Linked DNA regions of Homo sapiens: all the other regions are linked to region 1. Evidence: read pairs that join two places in POLR2A ChIA-PET (ENCODE). Cell type or tissue: HepG2. All regions are shown on one strand. Links, peaks and the distances in the headings refer to the core of each region. The heading gives the core; the rest is flanking DNA. Region 1 overlaps AP1M2 (adaptor related protein complex 1 subunit mu 2). Region 2 overlaps PDE4A (phosphodiesterase 4A). Region 3 overlaps CARM1 (coactivator associated arginine methyltransferase 1). Region 4 overlaps CDC37 (cell division cycle 37, HSP90 cochaperone).

Evidence for each region. ChIA-PET counts read pairs that join two places held together with the same protein. Peaks named below come from ENCODE experiments on the same cell type or tissue, not always from the same donor. Only the 100,000 strongest peaks of a DNase experiment are listed, where the experiment ranks them.
Region 2: POLR2A ChIA-PET joins it to region 1 with 5 read pairs; 5 of 35 experiments call an interaction of 5 or more read pairs at or near these places.
Region 3: POLR2A ChIA-PET joins it to region 1 with 5 read pairs; 1 of 35 experiments calls an interaction of 5 or more read pairs at or near these places.
Region 4: POLR2A ChIA-PET joins it to region 1 with 7 read pairs; 6 of 35 experiments call an interaction of 5 or more read pairs at or near these places.

The regions. Positions count from the first base shown.
Region 1 is chr19:10,572,866-10,580,508 of GRCh38, reverse strand. It overlaps AP1M2 (adaptor related protein complex 1 subunit mu 2), which reads left to right. Exons shown (of 12, transcript NM_005498.5): 7 at 651-793; 8 at 1,546-1,617; 9 at 3,153-3,311; 10 at 5,480-5,605; 11 at 6,017-6,092; 12 at 7,421-7,643. The coding sequence ends at 7,443. Among named protein-coding and RNA genes, the nearest start is that of CDKN2D, 7.7 kb to the right of the region's middle. In HepG2, for the core only: no CTCF peak of the experiment used is centred there; a DNase peak (open chromatin) is centred at 3,128; H3K4me3 peaks cover 1,016 bases.
Region 2 is chr19:10,454,978-10,458,977 of GRCh38, reverse strand. It overlaps PDE4A (phosphodiesterase 4A), which reads right to left. Exons shown (of 15, transcript NM_001111307.2): 8 at 876-1,099. Among named protein-coding and RNA genes, the nearest start is that of PDE4A, 36 kb to the right of the region's middle. In HepG2, for the core only: no CTCF peak of the experiment used is centred there; no DNase peak of the experiment used is centred there.
Region 3 is chr19:10,874,858-10,882,500 of GRCh38, reverse strand. All of the region lies in intron 1 of CARM1 (coactivator associated arginine methyltransferase 1), which reads right to left. Among named protein-coding and RNA genes, the nearest start is that of CARM1, 7.1 kb to the right of the region's middle. RefSeq lists enhancers at 1-144, 145-986, 987-1,829, 2,671-3,513, 5,321-5,550 and 2 more. In HepG2, for the core only: no CTCF peak of the experiment used is centred there; a DNase peak (open chromatin) is centred at 3,240.
Region 4 is chr19:10,383,505-10,391,147 of GRCh38, reverse strand. It overlaps CDC37 (cell division cycle 37, HSP90 cochaperone), which reads left to right. Exons shown (of 8, transcript NM_007065.4): 8 at 1-15. Among named protein-coding and RNA genes, the nearest start is that of TYK2, 6.8 kb to the right of the region's middle. RefSeq lists enhancers at 2,254-2,313, 1,893-2,393, 4,556-4,615, 4,696-5,085. In HepG2, for the core only: a CTCF peak has its summit at 2,092 (motif pointing right); a DNase peak (open chromatin) is centred at 2,077.

The DNA of each region.
Region 1 (7,643 bases), core at 1,452-5,451:
TTTGTATTTTTAGTGGAGACGAGGTTTCACCATGTTGGCCAGGATGGTCTCGATCTCTTTACCTTGTGATCCGCCCATCTCAGCCTCCCATAGTTCGGGGATTACAGGCGTGAGCCACCACGCCAGGCCTCAGCATCATATTTAAAAGCCAGACACTGCCGGGTATACAGTGGCTCACGCCTGTAATCCCAGCACTTTGGGAGGCCGAGGAGGGAGGATCACCTGAGGTTGGGAATTTGAGACCAGCCTGACCAACATGGAGAAACCCCGTCTCTACTAAAAATACAAAATTAGCCGGGGGTGGTAGCACATTCCTGTAATCCTATCTACTCAGTAGGCTGAGGCAGGAGAATGGCTTGAACTCGGGAGGTGGAGGTTGCGGTGAGCCAAGACGTGCCATCGCACTCCAGTCTGGGCAACAAGAGTGAAACTCTGTCTCAAAAAAAAAAAAAAAAAAAAAAAAACCAAGCCAGATCCTGTACAGATACTAGGTTCAGATTCCAGCTCTACTGTGCCAGTTTTTGCTCATTCTCTCTGGGCCCCAGTTTCCCCATATGTGAAATAGGTGACAGTGGTCGGCAGGAAAGGTGGGGATAGGGATCCTTTCCTGGTTCCCAGGGTCACTCTCCACTCTCCACTCTGAGTTTCAGGCAGCAAGAACAAATCAGTAGAGCTGGAGGATGTAAAATTCCACCAGTGCGTGCGGCTCTCTCGCTTTGACAACGACCGCACCATCTCCTTCATCCCGCCTGATGGTGACTTTGAGCTCATGTCATACCGCCTCAGCACCCAGGTGAGGCAGGGTCCAGCCCCATCTGGGTGGAGTAGGTTGGGGTAGGCTGAAGAGCGACCCTGGGCCCAGCGCAGTGGCTCACGCCTGTAATCCCAACAATTTTGGAGGCTGAGTCGGGTGGATCACTTGAGGACAGGAGTTCGAGACCAGCCTGGCCAACAGGGTGAAGCCCTGTCTCTACTAAAAATACAAAAATTAGCTGGGCATGGTGGCACATGCTGTAATCCCAGGTACTGGGGAGGCTGAGGCAGGAGAATTGCTTTATTTGTTTTTTTTAATTTTTATTATTATTATTTTTTTGAGACGGAGTCTGGCTCTTTCACCCAGGCTGGAGTGCAGTAGCGCTATCTCGGCTCACTGCAAGCTCCGCCTCCCAGGTTCACGCCATTCTCCTGCCTCAGCGTCCCGAGTAGCTGGGACTATAGGCGCATGCCACCGTGTCCAGCTAATTTTTTGCATTTTTAGTAGAGACGGGGTTTCGCCGTGTTAGCCAGGATGGTCTCGATCTCCTGACCTCGTGATCCGCCCACCTTGGCCTCCCAAAGTGCTGGGATTACAGGCGTGAGCCACCGCTCCCGGCCGAGAATTGCTTTAGTCCAGGAGGTGCAGGTTGCAGTGAGCCAAGATCACGCCATGGCACTTCAGCCTGGGCGAAGAAGCGAGACTCTGTCTCAAAGAAAGAAAAAAAAAAAAAAAAAAAGAAGAGAGTCAACATGGAGTCTCCAAGAACTCTCCCCTTCTTCTTCCCACAGGTCAAGCCACTGATCTGGATTGAGTCTGTCATTGAGAAGTTCTCCCACAGCCGCGTGGAGATCATGGTCAAGGTGGGCCTTGGGGGAATGCTTATTAACAATGCATGATCTCGGGTGGGTGCGGTGGCTCACACCTGTAATCCCAGCACTTTGGGAGGCCGGGGTGGTTAGATCACTTAAGCCCAGGACTTTGAGACCAGCCTGGGCAACAGGGCGAAACCCTGTTTCTACAAAAAATACAAAAATTAGCCTGGTAAAGTGGTGAGTGCCTGTAGTGCCAGTTAGTTGGGAGGCTGAGGTGGGAGGATTGCTTGAGTCCAGGAGGAGGAGGTTGTAGTGAGACAAGGACTCTAGCCTGGATGACAGAGCTAGACCCCATCTCCAAAAAGAAAAAAGAAAAAAAAAATCTGTTATCAAATAAAATAATAACTCTCCTGTGATGGACTGAAGGGTTTTTTTGTTTGTTTGTTCGTTTGTTTTTTGAGAAAGAGTCTCCCTCTGTCACTCGGGCTGGAGTGCAGTGGTGTGATCTCAGCTCACCGCAACCTCTGCCTCCTGGGTTCATGCCATTCTCCTACCTCAGCCTCCCGAGCAGCTGGGATTACAGGCTCCTGCCGCCACGCCTGCCTCCATCTCCCCAAGTGCTGGGATTACAGGTGTGGCCCACCACCCCCGGCTTTTTTCAACAAGCCTTTCATATGCCCTCTCAGCCCAGGCCTCCACAATCCTAAGGTGGGGACCCTTATCCTGTCCATTTTACAGATGAGGAAACTGAGGCACACAGAAGTTAAGGCATTTGCCTGCAGATACACAGCCAACAACTGTTAGAACTCAGGCCCACACCCATGAGGCTCGAGAAGCCCTGTTCTTGGTGCCTTCCATGTGGACAGCACCATACACCTTTGCCTGATTCAAAATGACCCCTTCAGGCTGGGTGCAGTGGTTCATACCTGTAATCCCAGCATGTTGGGAGGCGGAGGCAGTAGGATCACCTGAGGTCAGGCGTTCCAGACCAGCCTGACCAACATGGAGAAACGCTGTCTCTACTAAAAATACAAAATTAGCAGGGCGTGGTGGCACATGCCTGTAATCCCACCTACTTGGGAGGCTGAGGCAGGAGAATTGCTTGAACCCAGGAGGCGGAGGTTGCCGTGAGCGGAGATTGTGCCACTGCACTCCAGCCTGGGTGACAGAGAGAGACTCCGTCTAAAAAAAAAAAAAAAAAAAAAGGCCAAGCATGGTGGCTCACGCCTGTAATCCCAGCACTTTGAGAGGCCGGGGTGGGCGGATCACGAGGTCAGGAGATCGAGAACATCCTGGCTAACATGCTGAAACCCCGTCTCTACTAAGAATACAAAAAAAATTAGCTGGGCGTGCTGGCGGGTGCCTGTAGTCCCAGCTGCTCAGGAGGCTGAGGTAGGAGAATGGCGTGAACCTGGGAGGCGGAGCTTACAGCCAGCCGAGATCGCGCCACTGCACTCCAGCCTGGGCGACAGAGTGAGACTCCGTCTCAAAAAAAAAAAAAAAAAAAAAAAAAAAAGGGCTTGGTAAATATTTGAAGGATGAGCAAGCGAATTCTTCGTGCCCCATGCTCGCTCCCCTGACAGGCCAAGGGGCAGTTTAAGAAACAGTCAGTGGCCAACGGTGTGGAGATATCTGTGCCTGTACCCAGCGATGCCGACTCCCCCAGATTCAAGACCAGTGTGGGCAGCGCCAAGTATGTGCCGGAGAGAAACGTCGTGATTTGGAGTATTAAGTCTTTCCCGGTAAGTACCAGGGACTGGCGGGGGATCTGGGGGTGGAGGGGACTGGAGTAGTGTGGGGGCTGCCCAGGAGCCATGAGAACAAGGCAGAGAACAAATCAGAGACCCAGTCAGGTGTGATGGCTCATGACTGGAATGCCAGTACTTTGAGAGGCTGACACGGGCAGATCGCTTGAACCCAGGAGCTGGAGACCAGCCTGGGGAACACAGTGAGACCCTGCCTCTATAAAAATATTAAGAGGAGCTGGGCGCAGTGGCTCACGCCTGAAATCCCAGCCTGGCTAACATAGAGACGGCTAACATCCGTCTCTAGTAAAAGTACAAAAATTAGCTGGGTGTGGTGGCGCATGCCTGTAATCCCAGCCACTCGGGACACTGAGGCAGGAGAATTGCTTGAACCCGGGAGGCAGAGGTTGCAGTGAGCTGAGATTGTGCCACTGCACACTCCAGCCTGGGCAACAGAACGAGACTCCGTCTCAAAAAAAAAAAAAAAAGATTAAAAGGCCAGACATGGTGGCTCATACCTGTAATCCCAGCACTTTGGGAGGCTGAAGCGGGCAGATCACCTGAGGTCAGAAGTTCAAGACCAGCCTGGCCAACATGGTGAAAACCCGTCTCTACTAAAAATACAAAAATTAGGGCAGGGCACGGTGGCTCACGCCTGTAATCCCAGCACTTTGGGAGGCCGAGGTGGGCGGATCACGAGGTCAGGAGATCGAGACCATCCTGGCTAACATGGTGAAACCCCATCTCTACTAAAAATACAAAAAATTAGCCGGGCGTGGTTGCAGGCGCCTGTAGTCCCAGCTATTTGGGAGGCTGAGGCAGGAGAATGGCCTGAACTCGGGAGGTGGAGCTTGCAGTGAGCAGAGATCACGCCACTGCACTCCAGCCTGGGTGACAGAGCGAGACTCCATTTCAAAAAAAAAAAAAAAAAAAAAATTAGCCGGGCATGGGGGTGTGCGCCTGTAGTACCAGCTACTCAGGAGGCTGAGGCAGGAGAATCACTTGAACCCGGGAGGCGGAGGTTGCAGTGAGTTGAGATCACGCCACCGCACTCCAGCCTGGGTGACAGAGTGAAACTCTGTCTCAAGAAAAAAAAAAAAACTTAGAAAAAAGAAATACAAGGCCAGGCGCAGTGGCTCACGCCTGTAATTCCCAGCACTTTGGGAGGCTGAGGCGGGCAGATTACGAGGTCAGGAGATCGAGACCATCCTGGCTAACACTGTGAAACCCCGTCTCTACTAAAAATACAAAAAAAAAAAAAATTAGCTGGGCGTGGTGGCGGGCGCCTGTAGTCCCAGCTACCGGGAGGCTGAGGCAGGAGAATGGCGTGAACCTGGGAGGCGGAGCTTGCAGTGAGCCAAGACCGCACCACTACACTCCAGCCTGGGCGACAGAGTAAGACTCCATCTCAAAAAAAAAAAAAAAGAAAAAAAAAGAAAAAAAAAGAAAAAAGAAATACAAGTAAATCAGAGAGGTACGTATGTATGCAAGTGATCAAGCTTGAAACCAGGCCAGTCTATTTCACAGACGTGTAAACTTCCATGACGGGAAGTGTGTGGATTTAAATATCCCCCTGCCAATGTCTTGAGGAAACCAGCCCTGGGTTCACCTTCCTCACTATTGCTTTGCTGAGCTGGGTGGGTTTGGGAAACCCATTTCCACTTAAGGAGGCTCAGTTTGCCTGTCTGTGAAATGGGCAGGATGAGGTGACCCACATCCCTTGGCTACTAGAGGTTTTGGTTTGTCCCCATGATCTTGGGAGAGGTGGATCATCAGTGCCTGTAAAACAGGACATGGTAGTTAAAAAAAGAAAAAAACCCTGATTGGGTTTTGCAGTCAGAATCTTCCCTGGTGAGTCTCTGTCACCCAGGTTGGGGTGCAGTGGTGAGATCATGGCTCACTGCAGCCTCAAACTCCCAGACTCAAGGGATCTTCCTGCCTCAGCCTCCCAAGTAGCTGAAACTGCAGGCATGTTCCACCGCACCCAGCTAATTTTTAAACTTTTTGTAGACATGGTATCTCAATATGTTGCCCAGGCTAAGGAGCCTTTATTTTCCTGTCTGTGAAATGGGCTGTGAGCAGATCTGACTCCAGGGGTTGCTGAAAGGAAGGTCTCGGGAGGGTAGGCGGACCCTCGTGTACCTGATGCCCCCATGTTCCCTCAGGGGGGCAAGGAGTACTTGATGCGAGCCCACTTTGGCCTCCCCAGTGTGGAAAAGGAAGAGGTGGAGGGCCGGCCCCCCATCGGGGTCAAGTTTGAGATCCCCTACTTCACCGTCTCTGGGATCCAGGTGAGAGAAGCAGGCAGGGAGGATCCTCCCCTTGACTTCGGTGGGTTCCCCTCTCTCCTGTCCCTTGGCTCGAGTCACCTCAGTCCCCTGGCCTGTGTCAACACTCCTCTGAAGGCTGCCTGGTCTTTCCCAGAGCAATGTTACCTTTATCTGCCCACAGCCTGTGCTCCCTCTCCCCCGGCCTGTGCCACCTTGTTCCCCACCGGCTTGTTCACTTCTGTCCCTTCTCCACCTCCAAAGCCATTCACCATTCCGTTGCCTGTGCCACCTCATCCCCCTAAGACCATGTGATATCCCCTCATCGATCCCAGCCTGTGCCACATAGCCGCTTGGCCTAAGCCGTCTCTTTCTCCCTGGCCCTGGCCTCCTCCCTCCTGCAATCCTGGACCACCTCTTTTCATTCCCTTCCAGGTCCGATACATGAAGATCATTGAGAAAAGTGGTTACCAGGCCCTGCCCTGGGTTCGCTACATCACCCAGAGTGGCGGTAAGGCAGCCCAGCTCCTGGGGACAATGGGGTGAGGGAAAGGCAGTGGGTAGGGACTCGAGGCTTTCACCACATTCTGGCTCAGAAAACCAACAAGGGTCAGGTGTGATGGTTCAGGTGTGTAATCCTAGCACTTTGGGAGGCCAAGGCGGGTGGATCTCTTGAGGCCGGGAGTTCGAGACCAACCTGGCCAACATGGTGAAACCCTGTTTCTACTAAAAATACAAAAATTAGCCGGGTGTGGTGGTGTATGCCTATAATCCAAGCTACTCAGGAAGCTGAGGCAGAATTGCTTGAACCCGGGAGGTGGAGGTTGCAGTGAGCTGAGATCGTGCCACTGCACTCCTGCCTGGTCGACAGAAACCCTGTCTCAAAAAATGAAAAAGAAAGCAAACTGCCCCTTCTTGTCATGGCACCCTGGGCCTTGGTTTGCACGTCTTTAAAATGGGGGCAGTTGGCTGGGTGTGGTGGCTCACATCTGTAATTCCAGCACTTTGGGAGGCTGAGGTGGGAGGACCGCTTGAGCTCAGGAGTTCCAGACCAGCCTTGGCAACACAGCAAAACCCCTTCACTACAAAAAATATAAAAATTAGCCAGGTGTGATGTGCACACCTGTAGTCCCAGCAACTCAGGAGGCTGAGGTGGGAGGATCGCCTGAGCCCAGGAGGTCGAGGCTGTAGTGAGCTGTGATTGCACCACTGCACTCCATCCTGGGCAAGAGTGAGACCCTGGCTCAAAAAAAAAAAAAAAAAAAAAGGAAAAAAAAGCAGGGACAGTTGTCAGCGTCAGTTCTAGGGTGGTCGCGAGTTTGGAGAAGGGGCTGAACATATAGCACCTCCATCTGCTGCCTGGAAACTGCCTTGTTTCTATGGTTACAGTACCTGTGTTTAGCCCCATTCTTAGCCTTGTTGATCATGAGTGCTGGGATAGGGGATGAATTGAGGGGCTGTGGGAGGCTGTCCCTCTTCCTTCACCCCTCCCCATTTCTTTTCTTTTTTGAGATGGAATCTCACTCTGTCGCCCAGGCTGGAGTGCAGTGGCGCAATCTCAGCTCACTGCAACCTCCACCTCCTGGGTTCAAGCAATTCTTCTGCCTCAGCCTCCCTAGTAGCTGGGATTACAGGTGTGCACCATCATACCCAGCTAATTTTTGTATTTTTAATAGACATGGGGTTTCACCATGTTGGCCAGGCTGGTCTCGAACCCCTGACCTCAAGTGATCCACCTGCCTCGACCTCCCAAAGTGCTGGGATTATAAGCGTGAGTCACCGTGCCCGGCCCCCCTCTCCCCATTTCTGAGATGGCCCCTCCTCATTCTTTCTCTGCAGATTACCAACTTCGTACCAGCTAGAAGGGAGAAGAGATGGGGGCTTGAACACGGGGCTTCCTTACAGCCCCGGATGCAGATTTTAGAGGGAGGGCAGGTGCGGGCTGTGTGTGTCTGTGTGAGGGCAGGTCCTGGACTTGGCAGTTTCTTGCTCCCAGCACCCGCCCCTTCCTCACCTCTTCCTTATTCCATAGGCTGGGAGAGAAACTCTCTCTGCTTCCCTC
Region 2 (4,000 bases), core at 1-4,000, 120 kb after region 1:
TGTCTCTCCAAAATTCAGAAAAGGGCCAGCACATAGTAGCTGCTTAATAAACACCAGTTGGCCAGGTGCAGTGGCTCACGCCTGCAATCCCAGCACTTTGTGAGGCTAAGGCGGGTGGATCACTTGAGGCCAGGAGTTCGAGACCAGCCTGGTCAACATGGTGAAACCCCATTTCTACTAAAAATACAAAAATTAGCCAGGTGTGCTGGCACAGGCCTTTAGTCCCGGCTAGTCAGGAGGGTGAGGCAGGAGTATTGCTTGAACCCAGGAGGTGGAGGTTGCCTTGAGCCGAGATCACACTACTGCACTCCAACCTGGGCAACAGAGCGAGTCTCCATCTCAAAATAAATAAATAAATAAAAATAAATAACTAAAGGCCAGGTGACTGAATGGAAGATTCACTGGAGGAGGTGGCTCAAAGAGGGTTACAATAAGCCTCAGCTGAGTGAGCCACCAAAGATGGATCACTTCCACTGCCGCTGTCCCCTGGAAGAGCTAGGAGTGAAACACCGGTCTGGACTGTTGGGGACACTATGGGGGCACAGTCTGGATTAGCGTCACTGCTGTGTACACCAATCCCTCTGCAGCTGGGAGTGTTGCCTGCTAAGGCTCACAGCTGCCTGCATTTCCAGAAGACTAGTCCCAACAGGAGCTACATGCAAGAGGTGATACGTCCAGCCCTGGGGACGGCCCCCAAGCAATGAATGATACAGAGGTACAAAGAGCCAGCATGCTTGCCTCAAGATGGGCTCAAACCCTCATCTCAAGCTCTGCTTCTGGGAAACCTGGCCTAAGACATAACCCAATGCCCAGTCCTTCTCAGGGTCCCAGGAGACCACCCCCTCCAGCCCTGCCCCTACTGAGCCCCCACCCACTTGGGCCAGGAGCTCTTCTTGATCGGTCTTCACCCCAAATCGGGGAATGTTAGAGTTGTTCAGGCTGTTACTATGCATCAACTTTTTCAACCCTGTGATTTGGGACATGGGCTGTAAGTGTGGTACAGGGGGCGGGGGCGGCTGGGAGGGTCTTGGTCGCGGCGCTTGCTGTTTTTCTCGTTCCTTCATCGTGGGTGATGGGATCTCCACTTCATTCTGTTTGTCTGCAGAAGATGGGGAGCAGGAACAAGTGTGAACAACCCTTCCACCCCTGGAGGCTCCCTTATTCTTCAGCCCACTACCACGTACGGGGAAGGCTCACCCGAAACGGCAGAACCCTTTCAGCTGTGATGCCGCTGGCTACTCAGAGTCAGGAAACCAGAGGGGATGTGGGAAATCTTCCAGGAGGTGGTGGGCTGGAGTGGGGGCCCAGGGCTCTGGGATGGCCCCGGTCTGATCATCAGATATGGATGGAGAGTGGTGTGGGAAGTCAGAAAGCGAGGTGGGGATGCCAGGGAGAGCCGCTGCCTACCCCGAACACCCAGGGAACCTTTCTGGGTGGGGAAGATCCCAGCATGGGGGCCAAGAGTGCTGGTGTGGGGGGTGGCATCACTGGGAAGAGAGAGGGAAGGGTGGTCTCTGGCTCCATGTCCCTGCCCCCCCCCCCCCCCGCCCACCTTGGCACCAGCCTGCCTGGGGGACAGCCCCAGGAACCCTTTTCCTGAGCTTTCAGGGGCTTCCAGAGCTGAGCCAAGGTCACCCATTGTGACCTGGAGCTAGCTAGTCAATGAAAAGGCCTAATACGGGTCATTTACATGTTATGCTCCCATTGGGTGGATCCTCAGAACTCAGAGACACACCCTCACTGGTGGGAGTACTGGAAACACCGAACACTTTTTTTCTTGAGACAGAGTCTCGCTCTGTCGCCCAGGCTGGAGTGCAGTGGCACGATCTCTGGCTCACTGTAGCCTCCACCTCCCGGGTTCAAGCGATTTTCCTACCTCAGCCTCCCGAGTAGCTGAGATTACAGGCACCCGCCACCGCGCCCGGCTAATTTTTACATTTTTAGTAGAGATGGAGTTTCATCATGTTGGCCAGGCTGGTCTTGAACTCCTGACCTCAAGTGATCCGCCTGCCTCGGCCTCCCAAAGTGCTGGGATTACAGGCGTGAGCCACCGCACCCAGCCCCAACACTTTTCTTGAGCTTGTCTGGGCGGTTCCCGAATTTGGGGGCCTTTGGAGTGTAGTGATAAACTGCGAGGATTAAATTATCCTGAGTTTGGGGGAATATCTCTAGCTTGAGGGTTTTGAGGTACCCATGAACTTAAGGGTTCCAGTGAAATCGGGGTATTCTGGTGCATTTGGGGTTCCATTGAATTAGGAATCTTACAGGTGTTAGTTTTTTTGAGACAAGCTGGAGTGCAGTGGCGCAATCATGTCTCACTGCAGCCTCGAACTCCTGGGCTCAAGTGATCCTCCTGCCTCAGCCTCCCAGGTAGCTGGGACCACAGGCACACGCCACCATGCCCGACTAGTTTTTTATTCTATTTATTTATTTATTTATTTATTTTTTTTTTGAGATGGAGTCTCACTCTGTCACCCAGGCTGGAGTGCAGTGACGCTATCTCAGCTCACTGCAACCTCCATCTCCCAGGTTGAAGCAATTCTCCTGCCTCAGCCTCCTGAGTAGCTGAGATTACAGGTGTGTGCCAACACGCGCAGCTAATTTTTGTATTTTTAGTAGAGATGGCGTTTCACCATGTTGGTCAGGCTGGTCTTGAACTCCTGACCTCATGATCTGCCCACCTCGGCCTTCCAAAATGCTGGGATTACAGGCGTGAGCCACTGCGCCCGGCCTAGTTTTTAATTTTTTTTGTAGAGACAGATTCTCACTATGTTGCCCAGGCTGGTCTTGAACTCCTGGGCTCAAGCGATCCTCTTTTCTCAGCCTCCCAAAGTCCTGGGATTATAGGCAAGAGCTGCCTCTTCCTGCCTCTTACAGGTTCTTAAGCTTGATAATCTTCTAGAGATTAGGGTTCTAACATTTTGGGAGTCTACTGAATTGGGGGGGGGTCATACCAAGTTTGGAGATCCTATTGAATTTGGGGGTTTTTCAGTTTGGAGGTTGCTAAAGTTGGGGGGCCTTTTGTGGACTCGGAAGCACAGAACTTCCCTTAAGTTTGAGAACTCTACTGAGTTTGGGCATCTCTCTTGAGTTTGGGTGTGTCTACTGAGTTTGGAAGGGAGTCAATCCAAGTTTGGAAATTCTATTGAATTTGGGGTTCTACTCAGTTCAGGAGGCTTTTCAGCTTGGAGGCTTTTTTTTTTTGTTTATTTTTTGAGACAGAGTCTCACTCTGTTGCCCAGGCTGGAGTGCAGCAGTGGCGTGATCTCAGCTCACTGCAACCTCTGCCTCCCGGGTTCAAGTGAGTGCTAAAACAAAGAGGTGTTTGTTTGTTTGTTTGTTTTGAGACGGAGTCTCACTCTATTGCCCAGGCTGGAACGCAGTGGTGTGATCTTGGCTCACTGCAACCTCTGTCTCCTGAGTTCAAGAGATTCTCTTGCCTCAGCCTCCCAAGTAGCTGAGATTACAAGCACACACCACCATGCCCGGCTAATATTTTTTTTTTTTTTTTTGAGACAAGAGTTTCACTCTTGTTGCCTAGGCTGGAGTGCAATGGAGCGATCTCGGCTCACTGCAACCTCCACCCCCTGGGTTCAAGCGATTCTCCTGCCTGAGCCTCCTGAGTTGCTGGGATTACAGGCACCCACCACCATGCCTGGCTAATTTTTTGTATTTTTAGTAGAGATGGGGTTTCACCATGTTGGCCAGGCAGGTCTCAAACTGCTGATGTCAAGTGATCCGCCTGCCTCAGCCTCCCAAAGTGTTGGGATTACAGGCGTGAGCCACCGCGCCCGGCGCTTGGAGGCTTTTTAAAGTTTAGAAGGGTTTTAAGCTCACAGATGATTTCAGATGTTGGGCTCTATAGAAGCTGGGGGTCCCACAGAGTTTGGAGGCATCAGGAACATGAGGGTTCCTGGATAGGGTGACTGTGACCTTTGGGGAGTTGAGAGTCAGAGTCCCTGGGAAGATGTGAGCAACAGGACCCACGGTCAGGGGCAGC
Region 3 (7,643 bases), core at 1,694-5,693, 300 kb before region 1:
GACTTGGGCAGGGCTCTGTATACAGTCCAGCCACAGATGTCTACTCTGGCCAAGGCCACTTTCCACCAGGGAAGCCACTCACCGAATCCTCCCACCAATAAGGAAGCTGAGATTCGGGGACACTGAGGCATTTGCCCATGATCGCCCCGCCAGGAAAGCACAGCGGGCCACAGCATGGCTGGAGCCCAGCCTCCATCACAGGCGTCCCTTGCCTCCCCATCCCCCCCACTGCATGCCCTTGGCCATGCCAGGCCCACAAGTTCATTCCCAGAGGAGGTCTTCCCTCCTGCAGTGCCAGACGCTATTTTAAGCACTTTACTTCTATCAGCTCGCCACTCACAACAACCCTCTAGGGTAGACGATGTCAAGATCCACAACTGACAGCCAAGGAAACTGAGGCACAAAGTGGTCACCGGGATGCTAAGGAGTGGATCAGGACTTGCCAGCTGGCCCCTGCTAGAGCTCTTACCACAAGCACGACTCTGCCCTCAGCCTCCCTCTAAGCAGAGCCCCTCCCCCAGCATCCTGGAGCCCCTCAGCTTGTTTTAAGTGATTGCTGATTTAGCGCTCCTCAGACAATGTCCCCAGGCCTGCAAATGTGGGACCTTGTGTTTATCTCGGGTGTCACCACATCCCTGGGCTCCTAAAACAGTAACTGGTGCACAGCAGACGCTTGGTGAATTTCTGCTGACCATTTCAAGCTGGCTGGATGGGAGCTACCGCACTATGGAGACGGCGAGTCCACTTTCGCTGCCTGTTTCTGGCTGAATGAATGAAAGAGTGGGTCTCAGTGGGCTGGGAAAGGTCACCGTCCCCCCTGCTCTCTCTGCAGCTCCACTGTCACCTCCCCCAAGACCTGCCATCTGGCTGGCCCCTCCCCCACCCCAGCCCTCCAGGGGACTGCTCTCTGAGGTCACCTGTGACCTCCTGCTCAGAAATCCAGTGACCGCCCCTTGGCTCTCACTCTGACCTCTCACGGCATCTGACCTTGCTGCCCTCTCCTTCCTGCCCTTTCAAAGCTTCTCGCCTGTCCCTGGAGAGATGTCCTGGCCCTGCGCAGAGAGCCCCCAATCCCTTACCAGCCAGGGCAGACTCCACTCCCCAATCAGGTGCTGTCCTCCAGGAACTGGTACCCTTTTTCAGTCACAGATCCTTCTGAGAAGCTGACCGAAATCAGGGGAGGTTCTGCACAGAAAAATGTGCAGAGAATCCACAGCTACACCACGGCCAATTTATGGAGCACTTACTTCGGGCCAGGCACACAGGGCAAAGCTTTTCTTTTCTTTCTTCCTTTTCATATATCACAAGTCATCAAGCAAGAAGCATTTTTTTTTAGAGACAAGGTCTTGCCCTGTTTCCCGGGATGGAGTGCAGTGGTACGATTATGGCTCAATGTAGCCTCAAGCTTCTGGGCTCAAGCAATCCTCCCGCCTCAGCCTCTGGAATAGCTGGGACTAGAGGCATGTGCCACCATGCCGGCTAATTTTTTTAAATTATTTTTTAAGAGATACAGTTTCACTGTGTTTCCCGGGCTGGTTGTAAATTCCTGGACTCAAACCGCCCTGCTGCCTCGGCCTCCCAAAACCTGGGATTACAGGCATGAGCCTCTGTGCCCAACTGGGGTGAAGTATTTTACATGTGTTTCCTCCCCTCCACGAAAACCTCCAGGGAGGTGCCACTGTCACCCCCTTTCAGGGAGGGAAAGTGAAGCTCAGAGGCTCATCCACAGTCACAGCTACCGATTCTTGTCCTTTTACCCCTTTGCAAAACTGTGTCCAATTGTGAGGGGCTCATGGGACCGCCCCCAGGGGCCATCCACAGACCAGATTAAGAACCCGAGCTCTGGAGCCGTGGCTGCCATGACTCACACCTGTAATCCCAGCACTTTGGGGGCCAAGGTAGGAGAATCGCTTGAGCCCAGGAGTTCCACATCCGCCTGAGCAACATAGTGAGACCCTGTCTCTACAAAAAAAAAAAAAAAAAAAAATTAGCCAGGCATGGTGATGTGCGCCTGTGGTCCCAGCCTGTAGAGAGGCTGAGGGAGGGAGAATCCCTTGAGCCTGGGTGTTCAAGGCTGCAATGAGCTATGATCGTGTCACTGCACTCCAGCCTGGGTGACACAGCAAGACCCTGTCTCAAAAAAAGAAGAAAAAAAAATCCTAGCTCTGAGCTGATGGAACTGATGGAAACCCCTCCCAGCCTCAACTCGCCACCTCAAGCAGCCAGGTGTGGCCCAGGTGGGCCCCTCCATCCTGCCCTCGCTTAAGTGGCTGCTTCCCTGGATGTCTTTGCAAACTCACCACCTCCCAGGTTCTCCAGCAGACCTTAGAAGCAGCAGGTTTCCGCAGAAAGGAGACACACCTGCCACAGAGGTCTTCCTGAGCCTCTCCACCTGCTAAATCCAACCTGGTCTGAGGTGTGTGAGGCTTGGCATCTCAAAGTCATTAGCAAGTTCACACCACACTCCAGCTTCTGTTGAAAGGCCTTGCCCACCCATCTCATCCAGACCCCCTACACAGAGGGCCAGTGCTTGGTGACCAGGAGCTGCTCACAGCACTGGACACCTTCCATTAAGATTTCACCTGAGGCTGGGTGCGGTGACTCATGCCGGTAATCCTAGGACTTTGGGAGGCCAAGGCAGATGGATCACTTGAGGTCAGGAGTTCAAGACCAGCCTGGCCAAAAGGGTGAGACCCCCGTATCTACTAAAAATACAAAAATTATCTGGGTGTGGTTGCACGCACTTATAATCCTAGCTACTTGGGAGTCTGATGCAGGAGAATGACTTGAACCTGGGAGGCTAGAGGTTGCAGTGAGATGACATTGAGCCACTGTGCTCCAGCCTGGGTGACAGGGCGAGAATTCATCTCCAAAAAAACCAAAAAAATCCTCGATTCCAACCCAGCCCTGTTTCCACTTTTAGCCCCTCCACTCCTCACAGGGGACCCTGTGCTCCAAGCCAGGTGGCTGTCTCCAGCCCTGGCCCACTGGAGCACCTCTCCATAACCCAGAAACGTCCTTCCCAACATTCTGGCCAGGTCCAGATCCTACCCACTGTGGCCAAGGTGACTCCCTGTATGTTCTCTCTTTGTCCATGGAAACTGGAACCCTAAATTCAGCTGAGCACATGGCCGCTCAGATTGAAAACTACATTTCCCAGCATCCCTTGCAGCTGGCAGTGATCATGTGACTACATTCTAGCCAACAAAATGAAAGCTGAAGCACCTTGCATCAGCTACCGGGAACCTTTCTTAACAAACACCTGGATGTGACCTTTGCACCCTTTCTCCTTTGTCCCTTCCTCTGTCCTGCTGTCTGGAAGCCAGGGTGTAATGGCGGGACTCCAGCAGTCATGCTGAAACCTGAGGACAAGACCTCACCTTAAGAATGGTGGAGGATCAGCCTGGGGCAGTGGCCTGTAATCCCAGCACTTTGGGAGGCCGAGGCGGGTGGATCACCTGAGGTCAGGAGTTTGAGAACAGCCTGGCCAACGTGGCGATACCCCGTCTCTACTAAAAATACAAAAATTAGCCAGCCGTGGTGGCACACGCCTGTAGTCCCAGATACTTGGGAGGCTGAGGCAGGAGAATCGCTTGAACCCGGGAGGCAGAGGATGCAGTGAGCTGAGATCACACCACTGCACTGCAGCCCCTGGGCAACAGAGCGAGACACCATCTCAAAAAAAAAAAAAAAGCCGGGGGGAGGACCTGGATCTGGGAACTTCCAAGAGCCCAGGAGACTTTGGCACCTGACAATCTTCACACTTTAGCATTAGAGCACAAAAAATAAAATGCCATCGTGTTTAATTAAGCCTCTGCTACTTTGGGTCTTTGTGATGAACAGATAAATGTCACTGAACCACTTATATATGCATTTAAGGTGGGCATCCAGTCACCCAGAATGCCAAAGCCATCTCTGCTGCCTGCCAACCACATCACTTTGGCCAGTCAAGTTCTTTCATTTCTGTTTTTCCACCAGTAAATTGGGGTTGGTATCTCTGACCTCACAGAACTCTTTTCAGAGTAAGTGGTAACATACAGTAAGCGCCACAATTGGCACAAGGGGCTCACACAATTCAGAAGTATGCTCTATTCGGCCTGAGGATTTTTTGGTTTCTCTTTTGGCTGGGGCCAAACTCCCCACAGACCCCAACTCCTGCCTGCCTCATTCATTTATCCCAGGGGTCTACAAGCTTCCCCTGCCTCGGGCCAGTGAGTAAATATTTCAGGTTTTGCAGGACACTGTGGTCTCAACTGATTATTGTTGTTTGTGGATTGGGTTTTAGTTTTTTTCCCTAATCAATCTCTCAAAAACTGTAAAAGCCTTTCTTAGCTTTGTCTGTACAAAAATAGGCCACACCGGGCCCAGCGGTTCGTGACTATAATCCCAGCTACTTCTGAGGCTCAGGCAGGAGGAGGATGGTTTGAGGCCAGGGGTTTGGGGCCAGCCTGGGAAACACAGCAAGACTCTGTCTCTAAAAAAATTGCTTAAATTAGCCAAGGGTGGTGACATGTGCTTGTAGTCCCAGCTACTTGGGAGGATGAGGCCAGAGGATCACTTGAGCCCAGGAGTTAGAGGCTGCAGTGAGCTACTAAAATACAAAAAATTAGCTGGGCATGGCGGCATGTGCCTGTAATCCCAGCTACTCGGGAGGCTGAGACAGGAGAATCGCTTGAACCTGGGAGGCAGAGGTTGCAGTGAGCCGAGATTGCGCCACTGCATTCCAGCCTGGGCAACAGAGCGAGATTCCATCTCAAAATAAATAAATAATAAAACACAGGCTGGGTGCGGTGGCTCGCACCTGTAATCCCAGCATTTTGGGAGGCTGAGGCAGGCAGATTATTTGAGGTCAGGAGTTCGAGGCCAGCCTGGCCAAGATGGTGAAACCCTGTCTCTACTAAAAATACAAAAATTAGCCAGGGTGGTGGCACAGGCCTGTAATCCCAGCTACTCAGGAGGGTGAGGCATGAGAATCACTTGAACCTGGGAGGTGGAGGTTACAGTGAGCCAAGACCATGCCATTGCACTCCAGCCTGGGCAACACAGTGAGACTCTGTCTCACTAATAAAATACAAACACAGATAAAAATAGGCCACAGGCTCAATGTGGCCCATAGGCCTAATTTATATCACTGCCCTTTCCCTAGCTGCCCCCAAGGTCAAGCATTTTGAGTCAACACAAGTTTATGCACAGTCTGGTACGGGATAAATGCTCAATAAATGACGGTATCCATTAGCCACACGCAGGCACCGCTGAAACACAAATGCCTTTCTGGGGTTACTAACTTTCCCTGTTGTCACTCCAGCTTGACACCGAGATGTCCTAAAGATGGGGCACATAACAAGCTCTTCTATACCCCTGCCCCAGCTGTCAGGGGGATCCCAGGAGTGTAACCAAAGGAAGTCACAAGGGCCCCTGGTTCGGTGACAGCAGGCCATTCTTCACCTTCTTTGGACAAAGGGTTTTTCTCTGAACTTTCCACCCCATGGCATGCCCCTCACAAACTGAAGTTTAGCCCCTGACGGAGCCCATGCTGCTGTGTAAGCTTCTGAGCCAAGGGGATGGGAGAGTCTAAAGCACTGGCCACACTGACTCGTGCTGACCAAGAAAGAAAAGTGACACAGTCATTTCCAGAAAGAGCGCCACAGGGCTGGGGAAGTGAGAGTTTGTTCTGTTCTCTTTCCCGGCACCCCTCCCTGAGAAACTGCCTCCTTTCCAAGGGAGGGCAGCCTATGCCCAGGAACTCCAGAGGCCATGCCAAAGCTTCCTCAAGCCCAGGAAGCCCACGCCAAAGGGCCTCCCCCTCTGCACAGGGAAAATGGCCTGGTGTTGGTAGTTGCCATTTGGCCAATCTCATGGACGTAGGCCAGGGTGACTTCAGATGGCAAGAAGTAACTGTTCACTACAGAGTGACAGAGACAGGCCCTTCTGCAGCTGTCATCCTTCCCCTGGAGGGTGCAGACGTCAAGGAACAGGGCTGGAAGTCCTCCCCACGTGCCTCTCCTGGGCCTCCTATGTTAGGTACAGATCATGGCCCAGGACTCCCTCCCATGGCCGGTGAGCCAAGACAGCGGGGCAGCCCTGGAGCATAGGGGGCTCCTCCTAGAAAAGCTAGCTCATTCCCATGCCACACCAACGAACACTGCTGTCAGTAACATGGACATAAATATTTATTGGCCGGGCGCAGTGGCTCACGTCTGTAATCCTAGCACTTTGGGAGGCCAAGGCAGGAGGACTGCTTGAGCCCAGGAGTTCAAGACCAGCCTGGGCAAAATAGTGAGACCGCATCGCTAGAAGAAACTTAAAAATTAGCCATATGTGAGGCTGGTGGCGGTGGCTCACACCTGTAATCCCAGCACTTTAGGAGGCCAAGGTGGGCGGATCACCTGAGGTCAGGAGTTCGAGACCAGCCTGACCAACACGGAGAAACCCCATCTCTACTAAAAATACAAAAAAAATTAACCGGGCATGGTGGCACATGCCTCTAATCCCTGTAATCCCAGGACTTTGGGAGGCCAAAGCAGGCGAATCGCTCGAACCCGGGAGGCAGAGGTTGCAGTGAGCCGAGATCACGCCATTGCACTCCAGCCTGGGCAAAATTCCATCTCAAAAAAAAAAAAAAGACAGACATCCAAGTTGTAACCCCTGGAATCTGTGAAGGTGACCTTATTAGGAAATAGGGTCTTTGCAGATAAGGATCTTGAGATGAGATCATCCTAGATATAAAGTGGGCCCTAAATCCAATGCCCAGTGTCCTTATAAGAAAAGAACAGCTGGGGCCGGGCACGGTGGCTCAAGCCTGTAATCCCAGCACTTTGGGAGGCCAAGGTGGGCAGATCACGAGGTCAGGAGATGGAGACCATCCTGGCTAACACGGTGAAACCCCGTCTCTACTAAAAATACAAAGAATTAGCCGGGCGTGGTGGCGGGCGCCTGTAGTCCCAGCTACCCGGGAGGCTGAGGCAGGAGAATGGCCTGAACCCAGGAGGCAGAGCTTGCAGTAAGCGGAGATCGCGCAATTGCACTTCAGCCTGGGTGACAGAGCCAGACTCCGTCTCAAAAAAAAAAAGAAAAGAAAAGAACAGCTGAGGTGGGAGGATCACTTGAGCCTAGGAGTTCGAGACCAGCCTATAACACGGCGAGACTCCATCTCACTTTAAAAAAAAAAGGAAAAAAGAGGACACAAGACACAGGAGTGAAGACAGACGCAGGGACTTGGGTTTCGCTGCTGCAAATCAAGCAACAGCTGGATCCACTGCAATCTGGAAGATGCAAGGATTTTCCTGTAGAACCTCTCCAGGGATTGTGGCCCTGCCAGTACCATGATTTCAGACTTCTGACCATGAACTGAGAGAGAATCCATTCCTGTTGTCTTAAACCAAAAATCTGTCATAATTTGTTATTGCAGCCATGGGAAATTAATACACCCAGCACTGATCACCTCCAACTCCAGAACCCATGCTTTTTTTTTTTTTTTCAGACAGGGTCTTGCTCTGTCACCCAGGCTGACATGCAGTGGTGCAATCTCAGCTCACTGTAACCTCTGCTTCCCTGGTTCAAGCGATCCTCCCACCTCATCCTCCGGAGTAGCTGGGACTACAGTCGCAGGTACCACCACACCTGGCTAATTTTTGCATTTTTAG
Region 4 (7,643 bases), core at 503-4,502, 190 kb after region 1:
AGATTTCAGATGCTCTCTGGGCTGCTGGGAGGGCCGTTCAGGCAGCCCATCTCTTGTAGGTGGGAGGGAAACTTGGTGGGATATTGGGGGCTGAGCTGTGCTTCTCTGGTCCTTTGCCCACCAGCCATCGTGGGTCCTCGCCTCACACATGCTGTTCCACAACTTGGAACAGTCTTCTTCCAGAGGCCTCAAAAGCCCCCAACCTTCAGTCTCACCCACCCACTCCCTTGTCCCTACTTGGACCTCCAGAATGCAGGGTGGCCCAAGCTGATCACCACCAGAGGGCAGTAGTGATCTGCAAACCAAGTCACATTCCCTAGGGTTTTGTGGATCTGGCGCACCTGCCCGCACCCCACACCTTTCCAGCTTCCTACAACCTTTTGGAGCAGCATCCTGGATGGACTATATCTCCCCACCCTATGGCCAGCGCTGCCCCCAAACAGATTTTTTTTTTTTTTTTTTTTTGAGAGTCCAGCTATCACCCAGGCTGGAGTGCGGTGGTGGAATCTCGGATCACTACAACCTCCACCTCCCAGGTTCAAGTGATTCTCCTGCCTCAGCCTCCTGCTGGGATTATAGGCACCCGCCACCACACTCGGCTAATTTTTTGTGTTTTTAGTAGACATGGGGTTTCACCATATTGGCCACACTAGTCTTGAACTCCTGACCTCAGGTGATCCTCCCACTTTGGCCTCCCAAAGTGCTGGGATTACAGGTGTGAGCCGCTGCACTTGGCCCCACCCCCCCAAACATTCTTGATTCTGACCACTGCCTTTTGTCCCTATGGCCTTCAGGTCCCCATCGCCTCTGGCTCTAATTCCTGCCCCAGCCTCCTCCTCATTCCCCACTACAAGTCAGCCCCTGAACAGGCAGCAGCCAGAGGGTACCTGTGAACACCCAGGTCAGGGCATGTCCCACCTCTGCTCAAAAGCCTCGCAGGACTCCCCTCCCTGGGAGCAGAAGCCGAAGTCCTCCCTGCAACTGACCAGGCCCCCAGCACCATCTGCCTGTTGCCTCGCTGCCCTGTTGTCCCCAACTCCATGCTGGCCCTTGAGCACTTGAAATTTCTCTTCGTGTGGCTTTGGGTGATGCGCTGAGCCTCAGTGTCCCTGCTCTTAGGGCTAACGTCGTCGCGCTAGTGCCCTCCTCAGGCCGTAGTGAGGGGGACAAGTGAGGTAATGGTTCAGACAACTGGCACCTGGCACTCAGATTCTCTGAACGGGGACCTTGGCACTTGCTGGCCGTCTTCAAAAGTCACAAAATATTTCTGCCACAGGAAAAGTCTTAAAGAAGAGTGCACGGCCAGGCGTGGCTCACACCTGTAATCCCAACACTTTGGGAGACTGAGGCAGGAGGATCACTTGAGCCCAGGAGTTCAAGACCAGCCTGGCTAACATGGTGAAACCCAGTCTGCACTAAAAACACAAAAATTAGCCAGGTATGGTGGCACGTGCCTGTAGTCCCAGCTACTCAGGAAGCTGAGGCAGGAGAACTGCTTGAACCTGAGAGGTGGAGGTTGCAGTGAGCCAGGATCACGCCACTGCGCTCCAACCTGGGTGACAAAGACTTATCTCAAAAACAACAACAACAACAAAAAAAAAAAACAGTGCTGGGCGCAGTGGGGCGCACCTGTAGTTACAGATACTTGGGAGGCTAAGGCAGGAGGATTGCTTGAGCCCGGGAGGTCAAGGCTGCAGTGAGCTAAGATCAAAGTACAATAAATACCCAGGTTCACATCAGTTTAAGACATGAAATACCTCCGATCCAGTAGACTTATGCCTACCTCTCCTGGGGGACATCATCTCTGAGGGGACTGCTTGTCACTCAGACCACAGATCAATGCCACTTCTCTGAGGCCCTCCTTGACCTACTTTAATTCCCCTCATGCTCAGCCACCAAACCTGCCTCACATGCCTTTCTTCACACAGACCTGTGTATTGTCACCTCCCATGTACTGTGGGTGCCACCAGAGCACGGACTTTTTCTTGCAACATACACAGTGCCAGAAAGGGGACCTTCAGGAAACATTTGCAAAAGCATTGGATAAAAACCCCTGGAATGCTGTTGTGCCCAAGCCGATCACCACCAGGGGGCAGGAGTGAGCTGCAAATCTAGTAACTTTCCTTAGTGTTTTGTATGAGTGAGAACGACAGGTAGGAGCTGCAGGGGGACTCCTGGAACCCTGATTGAGCCTCAGACACCTTCCAAGATCTTTTTATTTATTTATTTTTCAGAGACAGGGTTCTCTCCATGTTGTTCAGGCTGGATTTGAACAGAGCTGAAGCAGTCTGCTCGCCTCAGCTTCCCAAAGTGTTGGGACTACAGGCCAGTGTGCCCTGCCGAGTAAAAATTTTAATTTTTGAGCGGGGCGCGGTGGCTTACGCCTGTAATCCCAGCACTTTGGGAGGCCGAGGAGGGCGGGTCACAAGGTCAGGAGTCCGCGACCAGCCTGACCAACATGGTGGAACCCCGTCTGTACAAAAAATACAAAACTTAGCCAGGCGTGGTGGCACGTGCCTGTAATCCCAGCTACTCGGGAAGCTGAGGCAGGAGAATCGCTTGAACCCGGGAGGCAGAGGTTGCAGTGAGCCAAGATCGCGCCACTGCACTCCAGCCTGGACAACAGAGTGAGACTCCGTCTCAAAAATAATAATAATAATAATAATTTTTGTTCATCATACACATTTTGGTGTTAATTTCAGTTTTTCAAAATACTGCATTCCTTGTTATTGAAGATTTTGTTTGTATTTTGTGAGACTGAGTCTCACTCTGTCGCCCAGGCTGGAGTGCAGTCGCATGATCTCGGGCTCACTGCAACCTCTGCCTCCCAGTTTCAAGGGATTCTCCCTCCTCAGCCTCCCAAGTAGCTGGGATTACAGGCGCACTCCACCACACCTGGCTTTTTTTTTTTTTTTTTTTTGAGACAGAGTCTCACTCTGTCGCCCAGGCTGGAGTGCAGTGGCATGATCTCGGCTCACTGCAAGCTCCACCTCCGGGGTTCACGCCATTCTCCTGCCTCAGCCTCCCGAGTAGCTGGGACTACAGGCGCCCGCCACCACACCCGGCTAATTTTTTGTATTTTTAGTAGACACGGGGTTTCACCGTGGTCTCGATCTCCTGATCTCGTGATCTGCCCTCCTCGGCCTCCCAAAGTGCTGGGATTACAGGTGTGAGCCACTGTGCCCGGCCCTTTTTTTTTTTTTTTTTTTTTTTTTTTGTGAGATGGAGTCTTGCTCTGTCGCCCAGGCTGGAGTGCAGTGGCCTGATCTCAGCTCACTGCAAGCTCTGCCTCCCGAGCTCACGCCATTCTCCTGCCTCAGCCTCCTGAGTAGCTGGGACTACAGGCGTCTGGCACCACGCCCGGCTAATTTTTATGTATTTTTAGTAGAGACGGGGTTTCGCTGTGTTAGCCAGGATGGGTTTGATTTCCTGACCTCATGATCCACCTGCCTCAGCCTCCCAAAGTACTGGGATTACAGGCGTGAGCTACCGCACCCGGCCTAATTTTTGTATTTTTTGTAGACACAGGGTTTCACTATGTTGGCCAGGTTGGTCTCAAACTCCTGACCTCAAGAGGACTGCCCGCCTTGGCCTTCCGAAGTGCTGGGATTACACACATGAGCCACCATGTGTGGCCCCCCCCTTTTTTTTTTTTAAGAGATGGGATCTGGCTCTGTCACCCAGGCTGGAGTGCAGTGGCACAATCATAGCTCACTGCAGCCTCTAACCTCTGGGCTCAAGTGATTCTCCTGCCTCAACCTCCTGAGTAGCTCAAATTACAGCCAAGAGACACACACTGCATCTGGCTATCCACCACCAGTCCTTTTATTTATTTTTTTTTTGAGACCGAGTCTTGCTCTGTTGCCCAAGCTTAAATGCAGTGGCACGATCTCGGCTCACTGCAACCTCCATCTCCCAGGTTCAAGCGATTCTCCTGCCTCAGCCTCCTGTACAGGCATGCACCACCACACCTGGCTAATGAAGTGTATTAACTCATTTGATGTCCCTGACATGCCTCTGGGTTTGGGACTAAATAGTCACATCTTGCAGAGGAGGAAACTGAGGCACAGTGGGGTTAAGGGGCCGCCCAGGATCACACAGTGATGGAGCTGGGGCTTGAACTCAGCCCGTCTGGTGCCAGCCTTCATGTGTGTAAGTTACTCCTCTGTATCCTCTCAGGCCAGCACCGAGTGTCCCATTTGGGGCTGCTCCTGAGAATTTTCTAGAGAACACAGGTTCACACACGTGCCCAAAGGAGCGTAGAATTTTTGTGGAAAGATTCCCAGGAGGCTGAGTGCGGTAGCCTCATGCCTGTAATCCCAGCACTTTGGGAGGCCAAGGCGGGTGGATCACCTGAGGTCAGGAGTTCGAGACCAGCCTGGCCAAGATGGTGAAACCCCGTGTCTACAAAAAATACAAAAATTAGCTGGGCGTGGTGGCAGGCGCCTCTAATCCCAGCTACTCGGGAGGCTGAGGCAGGAGAATCCCTTGAACCCAGGAGGCAGAGGTTGCAGTGAGCCAAGATCGTGCCATTGTACTCCAGCCTGGGCGACAAGAGGAAAAACTCTGTCTCAAAAAAAAAAGATTTCCCAGGAAATCCATCTCATGGTTGTTTTGAGGAGGAGACTGGCTGTTCCCTGAACTTTCTCACTCATGAAAACACAAAGGTATTTTACTTTTAATCCATCAACTCTTGGCTTTTCCCAGGTCCCAGGGGGCTCTGAGGAGGCCCCTCCCTGCAGCCCTTGCAGAGCCAGGGGAAGCCCCCAGCTTTTGTTCCTTCTGAGAAACCCGCCGTAGTGGCGTGGCCAACTGTCCTGGCCTGCCCAGGACTGTCCCAATTTTAGCATGGAAAGCCCCCCATTGGGGAACCCCCTCAGTCCTGGGAAACCCCCTCCTGTTAGTCACATGTGGGGTCTGGGGCCTCCCTTATGGACCAGGTCTGAGTTTGGGCAGGAGGCGCCAGGCCTTGGCAAAACAGCCTCCTTAGCCTCTTTTCTTCAATTGTCAAGTGGGGGTGCTGATACCACTTGCAAAGAAACTGAGAAGAGGCCAGGTGCAGTGGCTGGTGCCTGGAATCCCAGCACTGTGGGAGGCCGAGGCGGGCGGATCACGAGGTCAGGAGATCGAGACCATCCTGGCTAACCCTGGTGAAACCCCGTCTCTACTAAAAATACAAAAAATTAGCCGGGTGTGGTGGCGGGCACCTGTAGTCCCAGCTACTCGGGAGGCTGAAGCAGGAGAATGGCATGAACCTGGGAGGTGGAGCTTGCAATGAGCCGAGATCACGCCGCTGCACTCCAGCCTGGGCAACAGAGTGAGACTCCATCTCAAAAAAAAAAAAAAAAGAAAGAAACTGAGAAGACCCAGAGATGGCTAAATACCCACGCTCGGCCCCAGTGTGCAGGCTGGGAAAATGTCAGCTTTATTTATTTATTTATTTATTTATTTATTTATTTATTTATTTGATAGGGTCTTGCTCGGTTGCCCAGGCTGGAGTGCAGTGGTGCGATCACAGCTCACTGCAACCTCAACCTGTGGACTCAAGCGATCCTCCCACCCCAGCCTCCCTAGTAGCTGGGACTACAGGCGTGTATCACCATGCCCAGCTAATTTTTAAATTTTTTTTGTAGACACGAGGTTTCACTATGTTGCCCAGGCTGGTCTGGGACTCCTGGGTTCAAGCGATCCTCCTGCCTCTGTCTCTCAAAGTGCTGGGATTACAGGTGCCAGCCACCGCACCAGCTCATTGTTAGAATTGATATCGTTACTGGGAGTATGACTAGCATTGTTATTATTAATCGCCTCATGTGGCATTTCCTTCTAGTTCCTTTGGGAGCGGGGAATACCGGGTCCCAGGCCCACTCGGCCCACTGTGTTCTAGCATCTAATCACGGAGCATTGCCCCAATGGCTGTTGAAAAATCTGGCACTCTCTAGGCCGGGCACGGTGTCTCACACCAGTATTACCCAGCACTTTGGGAGGCCGAGGTGGGTGGATCACCTGAGGTCGGCAGTTCAAGACCAGCCTGACCAACATGGAGAAACCCCATCTCTACTAAAAATACAAAAAAGTAGCCGGGCGTGGTGGCGCATGCCTGTAATCCCAGCTACTTGGGAGGCTGAGGCAGGAGAATCGCTTTAACCCAGGAGGCAGAGGTTGTGGTGAGCCGAGATTGTGCCATTGCACTCCAGCCTGGGCAACAAGAGCGAAACTCCCTCTCTCAATAAAAGAAAAAAGGAAAAAGAAAAATCTGGCACTCTTGGCTTCTAGGTACTGTACTCTAAGCGGCGACAGAGAGGAAGCTCACAGCCAGCCCTCCCGCAGCAGGCAGGACAACAGCCAGGGATTCCTGGCTCCCAGGCCATTCATTCCCCTCCAGCTGTGGCTTCTTAAGCCACCTACTGGGCTGGATGCACAATCTCAGGCACTGAGGGCTTAGCAGACAACCAGACGGACCTCTTTCTGGTGCGGTCCTAGAACCGCAGACAGGCAATAGAACTTGTGCTCAAAGAAACTTCCCAGGGGCTGGGCACGGTGGCTCATGCCTGTAATCCCAGCAGTTTGGGAGGTCAAGGCCAGAGGTCCACTTGAGCCCAGCAGTTTGAGCCCAGTAGTTTGAGACCAGCCTGGGCAACATAGTGAAAACCCATTTCTAAAAAAATTACACACACACAAAAGTTAGCCAGCCGGCCAGGCGAGGTGGCTCACACCGGTATTCCCAGCACTTTGGGAGGCCAAGGCGGGAGGATCACGAGGTCAGGAGATCAAGGCCATCCTGGCCCACATGGTGAAACCTCGTCCCTACTAAAAAATACTAAAAAATTAGCCGGGTGTGGTGGCATGCGCCTGTAATCCCAGCAGTTTGGGAGGTCAAGGCGGGAGGACCACTTGAGCCCAGTAGTTTGAGACCAGCCTGGGCAACATGGTGAAAACCCATTTCTTTTCCTTTTTTTTTTTTTGAGATAGAGTCTCACTCTGTCGCCCAGGCTAGAGTGCAGTGGCGCGATCTCAGCTCACTGCAAACTCCGCCTCCCAGGTTCAAGTGATTCACCTGCCTCAGCTTCCCAAGTAGCTGGGATTATAGGCACCCACCAACACACCCGGCTAATTTTTGTATTTTTAGTAGAGACGGGGTTGGTGGAAGCCCATTTCTATAAAAAATACACACACACAAAAGTTAGCCAGGCGGCTGGGCGCGGTGGCTCACTTCTGTAATCCCAGCACTTTGGGAGGCCGAGGCGTGAGGATCATGAGGTCAGGAGATTGAGGCCATCCTGGCCAACATGGTGAAACCCCATCTCTACTAAAAAATACAAAAAAATTAGCTGGGTGTGGTGGCACACGCCTGTAATCCCAGCTTCTCTGGAGGCTGAGGCAGAAGAATCGCTAGAACCTGGGAGGCAGGGATTACAGTGAGCCGAGATCGTGCCACTGCACTTCAGCCTAGCAACAGAGCAAGACTCCGCCTCAAAAAAAAAAAAGTTACCCAGGCATCGTGATGCACATCTGTAGTCCCAGCTACTCAGGAGGCTGAGGTGGAAGATTGTGAATGGTGAATCTGGGAAGTTGAGACTGCAGTGAATTGAGATCACAGCACTGCACTCCAGCCTGGGCAACAGAGCGAGATTCTTGTCTCAAAA